Regions from separate parts of the Mus musculus genome. Here region 2 is linked to region 1. Evidence: chromatin loops called from intact Hi-C (ENCODE). Cell type or tissue: left cerebral cortex. All regions are shown on one strand. Each heading gives the region's core, and the rest is flanking DNA. Links, peaks and the distances in the headings are about the cores only. Region 1 overlaps Smg1 (SMG1 homolog, phosphatidylinositol 3-kinase-related kinase (C. elegans)). Region 2 has its middle 18 kb from the start of Gm23229.

Region 1 (2,500 bases), core at 1-2,500:
AGGAATCAACTACAAAGTCTGGAAAGAGAAAGACTACAAAAACTAACAAAGAGAATCTGATCAAAGCCAGGGTAGCATTGGTGACACCTAACCCCCCACATGCTGCATACCTGTGTGACTCTCCACCACTCATCAGGAGTGGTGCAAGATGACCAGAGTTCCTTGGCCAGGAGATTTGGGGGTGTGGCCTCCATTAACTCCTCCAACACTGCCTTCATCACGTGGAGGGGCCAATCCCTCCTTGACACATCCAGGCTAAGGCCAACTGTTTTCAAAGCAGGACCAATTTTACTATAGTAAAGTTCACTAGGACGAGGTACAATGCTGGGATTCTGAGGAGTTTGGTAGGAATCTTGGGCCTTAAAAGAATTTTTTAAAAGAAAAGATTAGTTTTACTTAAGGAAAGACAAAAACTACAAAGTACTTTTTTTGAGTTATTATTCATTTATTTTCATAGGTCACATGAAGAAGGAAAAATAACCATTTTAGGCACAGGCTAGCATTATATTGAGCTCAGATGAGATTTGGTCTGTATAATAATTCCTTAAAATACTGTGTAGGGTTTTAGAGACACAAAAGAGCCCATTATTGTTGGATTACAAAGTACTTTTAAAAACTTATTTTTCATAGTGTTTTCCACCTAACTGTCTACATTTTATATTTAAAAACAAAAGAAAATCAAAAATCAATTCTTCTGGACTATTTATCTTCTCTTTCTTGTGATTGAGTTTGTTTAAAGATTGGACTCTAAGTTTTCTTGAGGTCCAACATAAAATCCAATCTATATTTTTTATAACACAATTCACTTTTAAAGGCATAATCTACCAGTGCATATTTTGATTCTTCCCTGATGATTTACTCAATATGAAATAAATAATCTATTAAGAAACATATTCCACAATGTTGGGACAGCTCCTCCAGCTCTCTAACTTATTCTTTGATAACTTGACTATAGACCTGTGCTTGCTTTTGAAACTTAGCTTCCCAGGCTGAAGGTACAGGAAGGCTTAGCATTTGGGGAGCCATGGAATTAGATTCCACCACAAAAATACATAAAAAGAGAAGAAAAGCATGATTCTTTTTAAGCTCCAGCAGCTTGAGGTAACTGCCTGCAATGTACTGGATCTGGGCCTCCTCCGCAGTTCTGCGGCTTCACATATAAATTTCACAGGTACAAAAAAAGGATACTGTACTGATCAAACAAGTCAATGTTCTTATTTAAATAATGAATATTAAATCTGGATTTCAAAGCATTTTATTATTTACAAGTTTAACTCAAAAGCTCTTAAGAGCATTTAAGATAGGAAATATCAAATTGCTGAGCTATTAGGAACTACATATGTTTTAAAACTACTTTTCAGGCAGAGGCAGGAGGATTTCTGAGTTCAAGGCCAGCCTGGTCTACAGAGTGAGTTCCAGGACAGCCAGGGCTACACAGAGAAACCCTGTCTCGAAAAAAAAAAAAAAAAACAACAACAACAACAACAACAAAACAAAAAAACAAAAAAACAAAAAACAAAAAACTACTTTTCAATAAAGTCGTGAGTAGTTTCCTCACCACCACTTAGTAAGGGCATCAACTCTGCCTACTCTAACCCAGACACATGTACATGTGTTTAACTTCACATAGTCACTAACAATGCCCTGATACACACTTGTTCATGCATAGTCCAGTAAGAACACAGGTGCACTTGAGTTTTACCAAACCTTTTGTGCTTGTAAGGCAGCTTCCCGTTGTTGCCATCGTTTGTAAAGACCAAACAATGGTGTGGCTCCATCCACCCACTGGATCAGCCCTGATCTCGTTCCCAGTGGTGTTACAGAATAGTGGCGTGCATGGAAGCGGGGTGTTTCCTGCCGGTTAATTGTAGCAAACATAGTATTCACAATAGATAAAAACTGCATGATTCTCTCATCCAGATGCAAATCTTCTAGTCCTATGAATACAAAATCAAAATTACCAGGGACTATACTACTTCTTACATTTTCAGTTAGCAATGAACACAGTAAAGCAGACTTAAGAACAATAGCAAGTTGAATTTAATGGTATTAGAACTAGTTATTAACACTGAGTTGTACTTGCAAGGTGCAGAGGGAGAAACACTGTGACATACAGCCAACCAATCATTCAAAATCACATAGGTCACAAGAAATACAGAATTCATCAATAGCAGTCTTATCCTAATGTGCATGCACACTCACATGGACACACACGCACATATCATTAACAGTCAGTCACACACTTGTCTTAAAAAATACAACTTAGTTTTAGCTCTACCTTTGAAAAGATAAGGATAGCTCTTCCCATCTGATCCAAGAAAGAGGAGTTTCTTGGGCTTGGTTTTAGTTGGTAAGATGGTGATAGTTCCACCCACACTGTGAATTGTCACAGTATCTCTGGCTGAGACTTCTCCAGGAAGTGCAATTTCAGTGTTAGTCATGGCAGCCAACCAAGGACTGATCTCATCAAGTCGCAAGATGTAGCTTGCTCGTTTCTGCG
Region 2 (10,361 bases), core at 4,156-6,655, 140 kb after region 1:
CGAAGGAGAATTCTCTTTAATAGGGACGGGGTTTCGTTCTCTCTCTCTCTTGCTTCTTGCTCTCTTGCTTCTTACACTCTTGCTCCTGAAGATGTAAGAAATAAAGCTTTGCCGCAGAAGATTCTGGTCTGTGGTGTTCTTCCTGGCCGGTCGTGAGAACGCGTCTAATAACAATTTTATATATCAATCCAGTCGTTTACTCCAGGTTTACTCCCAGCTCTTTGATTCTTAGGAAACAGTAAGCATGCATTTTTCCCCCCTTAACATTGCCAAGGAATTCAGAGATCTGTCTGCCTTTGTTAAGCACAAACAATAAGCTAGTTGGGTGGGACCCTGCCCTAAAATGACCATTTTCACGTGCCTGAGCCTAACTTAGCTCTGTCTCAGGCTGACCATGAACTGAGGAATCTATCTGCTTTTGTAAGCATAAACAAAAAACTCAGCTGGGCGGATCTCCTGTGATCACCACTCCCTACATCTTTCTATCTCCTTCCTTGGTGTCTTTCTAACAAGTTGGCTTACAGAGAAGCTGCTTTGGTTCCTTTAGATTCACGAAGCCCCTTGTATCATTCATCCTGCATCCTTATTTCTTGCATAGTTGAGAAATTACATATTTTTGAACTCATGTATTTAGAGTTCTTTCCTGAAGCCTTAAGGGCTGTCCTGGAGGTTCCAGTGTTTACTATTTTGCTGAGACGTAGCCTCCTGGACTTGTGCTGTCTGATTATCGTGGAGTCATTGACATTAACAGGGAGGACATTCCTTGGAAGAAAAGAGTCCTCCACCACTAGTGGGTCCAGAAAGTATGTACATGATTATACATACTTACACCCACAGCGGCCATTGTCACCTGTAGAGGCTCATACCAGAGCCCTGTCCCAGGAACAGTGTCACTCTGTCCCCACAAGGGCCACGCCAGCTTGGCACTCCATCATCTCCAGTGTGCTCTCTCTTCGCTGCCTACTTCCAGATCAAGATACGAGCTCTCAGCTGCTCCTGTGCCTTTGCTCAGCCATTGTGGACTCTGACCTCCTGAAACTGTAAGGGCAGTCAGGTGTGTTTAAAAAAAGAAGTTACCTTGGTCACAGTAGAAGAGCTGGGTATGTGCACTTGAGTGCAGTGCCAGCAGAAGCCAGGGGAACTGAACCCTAAAAAGGTGCAGGGGGTGCTGGAAACCTCTGGAGCTGCAATTACAGGCGTTAGGAGCTGCCTACCGTCGGGAGTGGGAGCTGAACTTAGATCCTCTGGAAGAGCAGTATGCGTCTTGACTACCGAGCCATCTCTTCGGCCCTGGAGGCATCATTTTTAGGACATATCTGAAGACTCTTTTTACAGTTCTCTCACTGTTAATTGGGCATTATATTCTCATTTAACAACCACAGACCTTTAATTTGTTAATTAGGCCCAAAGGAGAGAGTTATTTTATACTTCTTTCACTTCCCCTCCACTAAGTCTCTAGATCTCGACTGAGAGTAAATTATGGCTTCGGCAGTCCGGGGGATGGAAGCCAGGCTTGCTGCTTTGGAAGGTGAACTCTCTCAACAAGCCACACCTCCAGACTAGTGAGATGTGTTCTTGTTAGGTAGCATAGGCTGTCCTCAGACTCGGGCTCAAGTAATCCTGAGAGTAACTGAGACTGTGGGTGTATGCTGCAGTAACTTTAAAGAAAAAAATTTACCAGAGCTGGAGAGATGTTTCAGAACACTTACTACTCTTGCGGAGGAACCAGGCTTGCTCCTGGCTTGCCCAAGTGTCTCACAACCATTTGTAATTCTATTGTCAGGGTTCAATGGCTTCTTCTCCTTCCTAGGCATTGCATAAAAGTAGTGTAAATGCAAAACACAAACACACATAAAAAAACCTAATTTTCTTTTTCTTCAGTTTTTCTGAGACAGAGTTTCTCTGTGTAGCCTTGGCTGTCCCAGAATTTGCTCTGTAGACCAGGCTGGCCTCCTACTTACAGAGATCTGCCTGCCGATACCGCCCACATCCTGGGGTTTAAGGTGTGACCCACTATACTATACACTAGATTTTTAAATAGACTTTAGAAAGCGATTTTATAAGAGCAGCAGCAAGTTTACAGGAAAACGGAAAAGAAACTACAGGGGCTTCCCAGGTGGGCCCACCCCTCCCTCTGAACTCCCCCACAGTCCAGCAGAGAGGGACAGCTGGCGGGCTGACATCAGCTCATTGCTGCCATTCACTGACGTTTGTAGAGTGCATCCAGGTTGCTCTTGGTCTACACATCCTGTGGGTTTCACGGATGCACGCTCTGCAAGCGTCATTACGTCATTACGCTTTCACGAAGAACAGTCTCACGGCTCTTTACAATAAGCCTGTGCTTTGCAGTTCATCTTCCTTCCCATCCGGCTTTTCAGTTTGGTTTCTGTTTTGAATTTCATAAGGAAAAAAAAAATTCAGGGAGGGATCAACCCATCTTACTGTCTTTTTTTTTTTTTTTTTTTCCGAGACAGGGTTTCTCTGTGTAGCCCTGGCTGTCCTGGAACTCACTTTGTAGACCAGGCTGGCCTCGAACTCAGAAATCCACCTGTCTCTGCCTCCCGAGTGCTGGGATTAAAGGCGTGTGCCACCACGCCCGGCTTACTGTCTTATTATAAACATTTTCAAACTTCTATAAAGCTTAAGAAGGACGGACACCAGACTGGTCCAATGTCTCAGAAGTCGTGAACAGGCCCAGAGCCTCTCACAAGCATCTGTAACCGAAATTCTAAGGGATCCATCGCCCTCTTCTGGCCCCCGTGGGTACTGCATGCACGTGATGTACTAGGGGAAACACCCGAAGACATAAATAATATTTAAAAATAAAATAGAAAAGGACAGACATGAGGATGACCAACAGACCTCTTGCTAAGGCCTTCAGTTTGCTGTGTCTCAGTGGCACTTACCCAGTGTGAGACCCTGTGCTAGCCCCAGCATCTGTGACTCTCAGGCTGACTTTGGATTTACTGTGTAGCCTATGATGACCTAAACTTTCTGACCCTCCTGTCTCCACCTCCTAAGTGCTGGGTTAGAAGTGAGTGCCACCATGACTAGTTTCTGTGGTGTGGAGGATGCAGTCCAGGACTTGGTGCACATAAGCAAGCACGGTACCAACTGAGCCACATTCCCAGCCAAAGCGCCACAGATCTTGGGGTTAAGGAGATAGCTCTGTGGTAGAGCACATGATTAGCCTGACAAAGCCTAGCAGTCGTTAACATTTGCCTCTCCCTGGCTCCCAGACAGGTTTCACTATGTAGCTCTGGCTCGTTTGGAACTTCCCATCTAGCGGCTAGCCTAAATTAACAGTCAGGTGACCTACAGGGCCATGTGAACTGGACCAGAGTCTCTGCAGGCAATGCTAACTAGAACTTTGTGTCTCCACATCACCTCAGACTCACGTGATATGTCACCTCTTTATCTACTGGTTTATCTCCAGTGTGCACCCAGCAGATTGAGGACTGGACCTTGCCATCAATACCTGAAGTGGAAACTCTACAACACAGTGGGGCTGAAGACGCCCAGTTCCTGAAATCCCATGGTTATTTTCAACACTGAAGAAACCCCCTAGGAAGCAGTCCCTTTCCATTACCCCTGTGCTCAGGCCCAGGAAACCATTAATGTCCCTTTTGTTTCTGTGGGTGCCTCTTCTGGACATCTTACCGGAATGAGGACTATGAGGTGAGCCTCTCATGGCTGGTTTTTTTTTTTTTTCTTCTGCAGCATATATCAGACACACACACACACACACACACACACACACACACACACACACACACACACACACAGTGTATGGGTACACCATTGCTGTCTTCAGACACACCAGAAGAGGACATTGGATCCTATTTTAGATGGTTGTGAGCTACCATGTGGTTGCTGGGAATTGAACTCAGGACCTCTGGAAGAATAGTCAGTGCTCTTAACCTTTGAGCCATCTCTCCAGTCCCCACTTTATATTCTTTTTTTTTCAGTGAAACAGTATTCCCCTGTCTTAGCTTTGTTTTGTGTAGCTCTGATAACTCCTACAAAAACACCTGAAAGGAGAAAAGTTTCCCGCCCACGGCTGATCCATCATTTTGGGGACGAAAGGTGTCAGGAGCCTGAAGCAGCTGGTTCTTTATAGCCACAGTCAGAAGCAGAAGGCATGGATCTAGTGCTCGCACGCTTGCGCTTGGCTTGCTCTATTTTATACAGTCCAGGATCTCCACTCAGGGAATGGTCTCCATCACAATCAAGAAGTGTCCTCATCAGCCAACTTAGGACAGTTCCCACAGACAATTCCCAGAGGCTCTCATAGGTGTGCCTGGGGCCTACCTCTGAGCTGTCAGGGTCACAGACACGCACATGCGCACGCGCACACAGACAGGCCTCCCACTGTTTATTCATTGCAGTCTTCGGCAGACATTTGAGCTGACCCTACTCTTTGGTGATTGTGAACAGCGTAGGTTTTTGTTTACCTCGTGCATCATCTCCCCCAAAGTGGCTTAGAAAGCACAGGCTACGGTTGAATCAAGTGTTAATTATTTCTATTCCCTTCCTTACATAACAGTCACTTCCAAAAGGCTTGCAGATGGTGGACCACAGGGATGCAGAGAGGCAAACAAGAAGTGGGGAAGGGTGGGGCAGAAATGGGCTGTTTTGTAGCTTTTGTGCTTGAACCAGTGAACTGTGGAGGCTGGAGAGGGACGTGTTTCTGTCCGTGTCTGTGGAAGTCGGCTAACTATCATCAGGCAAAAATGACATATTAAGATGTTGGGAGATGTAAACCAAAGCCAGGTGGAAGAGGCAGGACCCACCTACTAGGCAGAGCTCCGAGGAGAAGGTCATTAAAATCCAATTGTTTCCCCACATTAAATCGCTCAAGTTAGGAGGAACCTATTTTAAATAAAGAGAAAGAAAATAGAGCGGGAGGGTAATTTCTTTTTAATTGTTGATACAACTCAGAATAAATTAAATTGTAATTAAGTTTGTTTACTTATGAGGAGACGAAGTGTGGGCGCTCTGTAGGGGCCTCTTCAGCCTTTTGAAAATAAGACCGCTTTGTTTTCCCAGGATGCTTCCTGGGGAGCATCCAAGTCCTTCGCGACTTCGGCTGCTACGGCGCGTCCTCTAGTGGCCATATGTGGAAGGTCGGGCAACAGCTCTCTTCCAAGAGAGACCGGCCTTCAGTTATGCAGGAAGCCATCTGCAAACTAAGCCCCCAGCTCCCGACAACACACACACTTTTTCTTTCTTTCTTTCTTTCTTTCTTTCTTTCTTTCTTTCTTTCTTTCTTTCTTTCTTTCTTTCTTTCTTTCTTTCTTTCTTTCTTTCTTTCTTCCTTCCTTCCTTTCTTTCTTTCAGGCTGGCCTCAAACTCACAGTGATTTGCCTGCCTCTCCTTCCCAAGTGCTGCAATTAAAGGAGCTCGACACCATCTCCCAGCTATTAGTTTCTAAATATCCGAGGGATGACCTTGAAGTTCTGATCTCCGATCTTCTGATCTTCACCTCTTCAGTGATGAAATGACCGATGCGCACGTACACACACACACACACACACACACACACACATAGGGTGGCCCGGTTGGAAACAAGGGCTTTGTGCGTGCTAGGCAAGCACTGTAAAACCTGAGCTACATCCCCAGTCTCAAGAAAGACCACGAGTTCAAGACAAGTCTAGGCTATAAAGACAGATCCTGTCTCAAGAAAGAAAGAAAGAAAGAAAGAAAGAAAGAAAGAAAGAAAGGAAGAAAGAAAGAGGGAGGGAGGGAAAGAAAGAAAGGATGGAAGAAAAAAGGGATGAAAGGAAGGAAAACAAACAAACAAACAAACAAACAAAAAACCAGAAAGAAAGCTGGGCAGTGGTGGCACACGCCTTTAATCCCAGCATTAATCCCAAATTCACTTGGGAGGCAGAGGCAGGTGGATTTCTGTGTTCGAGGCCAGCCTGGTCTACAGAGTGAGTTCCAGGACAGCCAGGGCTATACAGAGACACCCTGTCTTGAAAAACAAAACAAAACAAAACAAAACAAAACAAAACAAAAAGACAGAAAGAAAAAAAGGAACCGTGTCCAGGCTGGCTGCTTGGATAAAGAACAAGAAAGGGGGGCAGCAACCACATGGTGGCTCACAACCACCCGTGATGAGATCTGACGCCCTCTTCTGCTGTGTCTGAAGACAGCTACAGTGTACTTACATATAATAATAAATCTTTGGGCGAGCAGAGTTGACTGGAGTGAGCAGAGGTCCTAAAAATTCAATTCCCAACAACCACATGAAGGCTCACAACCATCTGTACAGCTACAGTGTGCTCACATACATAAAATAAATAAATAAATAAATAAATCTTAAAAAACAAAAAAGGACAATTGCCATTTTAGAACTACTTCAAGAAACAGGGCTGAGGTAAGCTTGAGACTGCCACACTGTGCGCAGGCAACCACAGCAGAGGAAAAGGTGAATTACCCCCAAATGCAACTAACAGATAGCTAAGGCTAATGTAATTTAAAAAAAAGAAAAGAAAAAGAAAAAGAAAAAGAAAGGGAGGCTGGAGAGGTGGTTCAGAGGTTAAGAGCACCGGCACTGGCTGATCTTCAGGGGACCCAGGTTCAATTCAGCACCCACATGGCAGTTCACAAGCGTCTGTATTTCTAATTCCAGGAGATCTCACACCCTCACACAGACACACGTGCAGGCAGAATACCAATGCACATAAAATGAAAAGAAAGCATTTTATAAAGAAGAAAAGGAGGGGATCCTGCCTGCCTCAGCCAGAGCACTAGGATTACAGGTGTAAGCCACCACTTCCGAGTTGGAGTTAAAAGTTTGCCTCAGCATGCGGCACTTCAGGGAGGAAGAAGGGGTATCTAAATCAACTGTGTTATGTACACACACACACGCGCGCACGCGCGCGCGCTGCTATTTGAGCTGTTTCAGGTAGCCCAGGATGACCTCAAACTTACTACGTAGTTGTGGATAACCTTGAGCTCCGACCTGGCCGCCTCCTGATCCCTGGGTTTCTAAGCGGGTGCCACCATACTGTACCCCTGCCCCTTCAACTTGTTACTTATTTTATTTAAAAGTGTTAACACATTTATTTATTTATTTATTTATTTATTCATTCATTCATTCATTCATTTATTTAGTGCCCAGGCGTTTACAGCTCTGAGCTTGCATGAATGTGGGGACTTCCATGTGACGTGGCCCCCTCTGACCACTCGGTCCGTCCGATGGTGGCATTGATTGGAGGCGGTTATGGAACCTTTCAGGTGGAGTCTAGCTGGAGGAAGGGTGTCCCTGGGGGCAGGCTTTGAGGTGCACCAACTGTAATCAGCCCGTTTCCTGCTGCTGGCACATGCTTTCCCACCTTGGGGAACTGTCTCTGTGCACTTGTAAGCCAAAATAAACCCTTAAGTTGCCTTTGGTCATGGTATTTTGTCACCAATACAATGATATCATAGGTTCTATCTCCAGTATTGTGCCCATCCCATCCCAGAAAACTTGCTCAAATGATTTTGTGGGAGTGAGGGAGGTGTGTTCTGTGTGCATAGATGGGAGATGGAGGGCACTTTGAGAGAGTATATTCTGGACCTCCCTCTGTCCCTCCGTCCCTCCGTCCCTCCGTCCCTCCGTCCCTCCGTCCCTCCCTCCCTTCCTCCCTCCCTCCCTCCCTCCCTCCCTCTCTCCCTCCCTCCTTTCTTCCATAGAGGTCTCATTGGGTAGCTCTGGCTGGTGAATACCACCACTCTTGACTCCAGGGATCACTCCTGTTCTGTTCTTCTACCATGTGGGTTCCAGGAATGAGATGGAGGTGGCCAGCCTTGGCGCAAGCACCTTCATCGCAATGCTGGCCAACTTGCTCCTCCCTTTTAAATTCCATACTCGGAGTCACATGAGTCCTCTATCTCATCTCAGGTTAGGTGGCTGTGAGCCACCATGTGGAATTGAACTCAGGACCTCTGGAAGAGCAGACAGTGCTCTTAACCACTGAGCCATCTCTCCAGCCCTTTGGGGGTCACAGTTTGCTCACTGTTAGGCGCTCATCTCCCCCCACCTCACCCCCCCTTTGGTATTGAGAATGGGAGCCAGGGCCTTGCACAGGCTGAACACATGCTTTGACTATGAGCTACATCAACAGTCCCAGTACAGCCTCTCTCTTTATAGCACTCATTGGACAGCATCCCACTGGGTCACATCCAGATCTGCTTCCTATTACCCAACAGCTGTGTCCATTTTGCATCTCATTAACCAATCCCCTATCAAAGGCCACTTATGTTCTCTTTCCTCTAAATGACTACAGTGGAGCAACGACACATGCCCTCAGCCTCACTGGCGATGCCTATCCGTGGCAGGCTCCTGGCAGCAGAAGGGACACATTTTATTGACATGATAAAGCTGAAACCTTCCTCTCTTCTTCCCTCTCTTCCCCCAAGATGTTCACTGAGCTCCACCTAGCGCTGGGCTGGGTGCTGAGGCTAGAGAGACCCATAAGCCATGGGCCTCAAGTGAGGGAACCTGTGGTGTGCTCCGAGTGCCCTGTGGGAACACAGACAAACAGGAGAGCAGGCATAGGAAAAACAAGGAGGGCATCCAGGAGGAGGCAACAATTGCTAGAATGGGCGGACAATCACCATTGCACAACCAGGGGGAGCATTACATGGCAATCAGAGAGGGGGAGGGGCCAGGTGACTCGGACCTTTTGGGTTATACCATGAAGTTTTATCTTGTGAGTCTTACTCCTGAGAGTGAGATCTGAGAATCCATCCTCTGGTAGGAAAACAACAACAACAACAACAACAACAAAAGCTTCTGAGATTCCATCTGACCAGAAGCCTCTTCTCTAGAGATGATCCTTGGATCTTATGGGTGTGTGTGTGTGTGTGTGTGTGTGTGTGTTTTGTTGTGTGTAAGGGATGTGTGTGGTATGTGTATGAGGTTTGTATGTGTGGTGTGTGTGTGTGACATGTATGTGTGTGTGGTGTGTGTGACATGAGTTTGTGTGGTGTGTGGTGTGAGTGGTGTGTGTGTGTGGTTTGTGTGTGTGTGTGTGGTGTGTGTGGCATGAGTTTGTGTGGTGTGAGTGGTGTGTATGTGGTGTATGTGGCATGAGTTTGTGTGGTGTGAGTGGTGTGTGTGTGTATGTTGTGTGTGTGTGTGTGTGGTATGTGGTGTGAGTGGTGTATGTGTGGTGTGAGTGGTGTGTGTGTGTGTGTGGTGTGAGTGTGCTGTGTGTGTGTGTGGCCTGAGTGTGTGTGGCATGAGTGTGTGTGGTGTCATTGGGCACCCTGGGTCATTTCAGCTTCCCTGGAGTCTGGGGACTCTGCCGCTGGCAGCTGCAGCTGCACTGTTACAAGTGGGATGATTGGATGACTTTTCGTTTGGGCTGCAGGTGGAGCCTAGGGCTCTGTGCATGCTAGACAGAGCCTGGAACACTGACCGTGTCCCAACTAGAAGGCATTATTTTTAAACAAATCATCTGTTGCCAGGTGTCAAAGTTTATTTTAATTGTTCCGAAGAGAATCTTTTATTTTTTTTTAAGATTTATTTATTTTATTTATATGAGTACATTGTAGTTGTCTTCAGACACACCAGAAGAAGGAATCAGATCTCATTACAGATGGTTGTGAGCCACCGTGTGGTTGCTGGGAATTGAACTCAGGACCTTGGAAGATCAGTCAGTGCTTTTAACCTCTAAGACATCTCTCCAGCCCAAGAGAGTCTTTTAGAAGAGATGAGGGAAAGAAGTTACCAAAAGTTGAGTGACAGAGTTTTTGTGTTAATTAGGAAAAGAATACAAAATAGAGTTGCCAAGCAAATGTTAGTGTGAGCCTGTGGCCTAGTTTTTTGTTTTTTGTTTTTTTTTTTAATAATGACTTTTATTTTATTTTATTTATTTCTATGTATATGAGTACACTGTAGCTTTACAGATGGTTGTGAGCCTTCATGTGGTTGTTGGGAATTGAATTTAGGACCTCCAGTCAACCCCACTCTCTCTGGCCCAAAGATTTATTATTATATACTGTAGCTGTGCACCAGAAGAGGGCTTCAGATTTCATTATGGGTGGTTGTGAGCTACCATGTGGTTGCTGGGATTTTAACTCAGGACCTTTGGAAGAACAGTTAGTGTTCTTACCCGCTGAGCCATTACGCCAGCGCGTGGCCTAGTTTTTTAGGAAGCAGGATTTTCCAGGAGACTGAGGCTCGCCAGGGCTGAGACCACATTTTCTCTTCTCTTCTCTTCTCTTCTCTTCTCTTCTCTTCTCTTCTCTTCTCTTCTCTTCTCTTCTCTTCTCTTCTCTTCTCTCCTCTCCTCTCCTCTCCTCTCCTCTCCTCTCCTCTCCTCTCCTCTCCTCTCCTCTCCCCTCCCCTCCCCTCCCCTCCCCTC

Evidence for each region. A loop is a pair of places that touch in the nucleus more often than their neighbours do. Peaks named below come from ENCODE experiments on the same cell type or tissue, not always from the same donor. Only the 100,000 strongest peaks of a DNase experiment are listed, where the experiment ranks them.
Region 2: a loop joins it to region 1, with 3 times the contacts of the local background. A loop is called at or near these places in 8 of 42 quality-filtered maps.

The regions. Positions count from the first base shown.
Region 1 is chr7:118,157,884-118,160,383 of GRCm38, forward strand. Smg1 (SMG1 homolog, phosphatidylinositol 3-kinase-related kinase (C. elegans)) reads right to left here. Exons shown (of 63, transcript NM_001031814.1): 40 at 2,279-2,500; 41 at 1,708-1,937; 42 at 111-359. Among named protein-coding and RNA genes, the nearest start is that of Gm25683, 5.7 kb to the left of the region's middle. In left cerebral cortex, for the core only: no CTCF peak of the experiment used is centred there; DNase peaks (open chromatin) are centred at 1,120 and 2,433; H3K27ac peaks cover 570 bases.
Region 2 is chr7:118,292,726-118,303,086 of GRCm38, forward strand. No RefSeq gene overlaps it. Among named protein-coding and RNA genes, the nearest start is that of Gm23229, 18 kb to the left of the region's middle. In left cerebral cortex, for the core only: a CTCF peak has its summit at 5,111 (motif pointing left); DNase peaks (open chromatin) are centred at 4,671 and 5,098.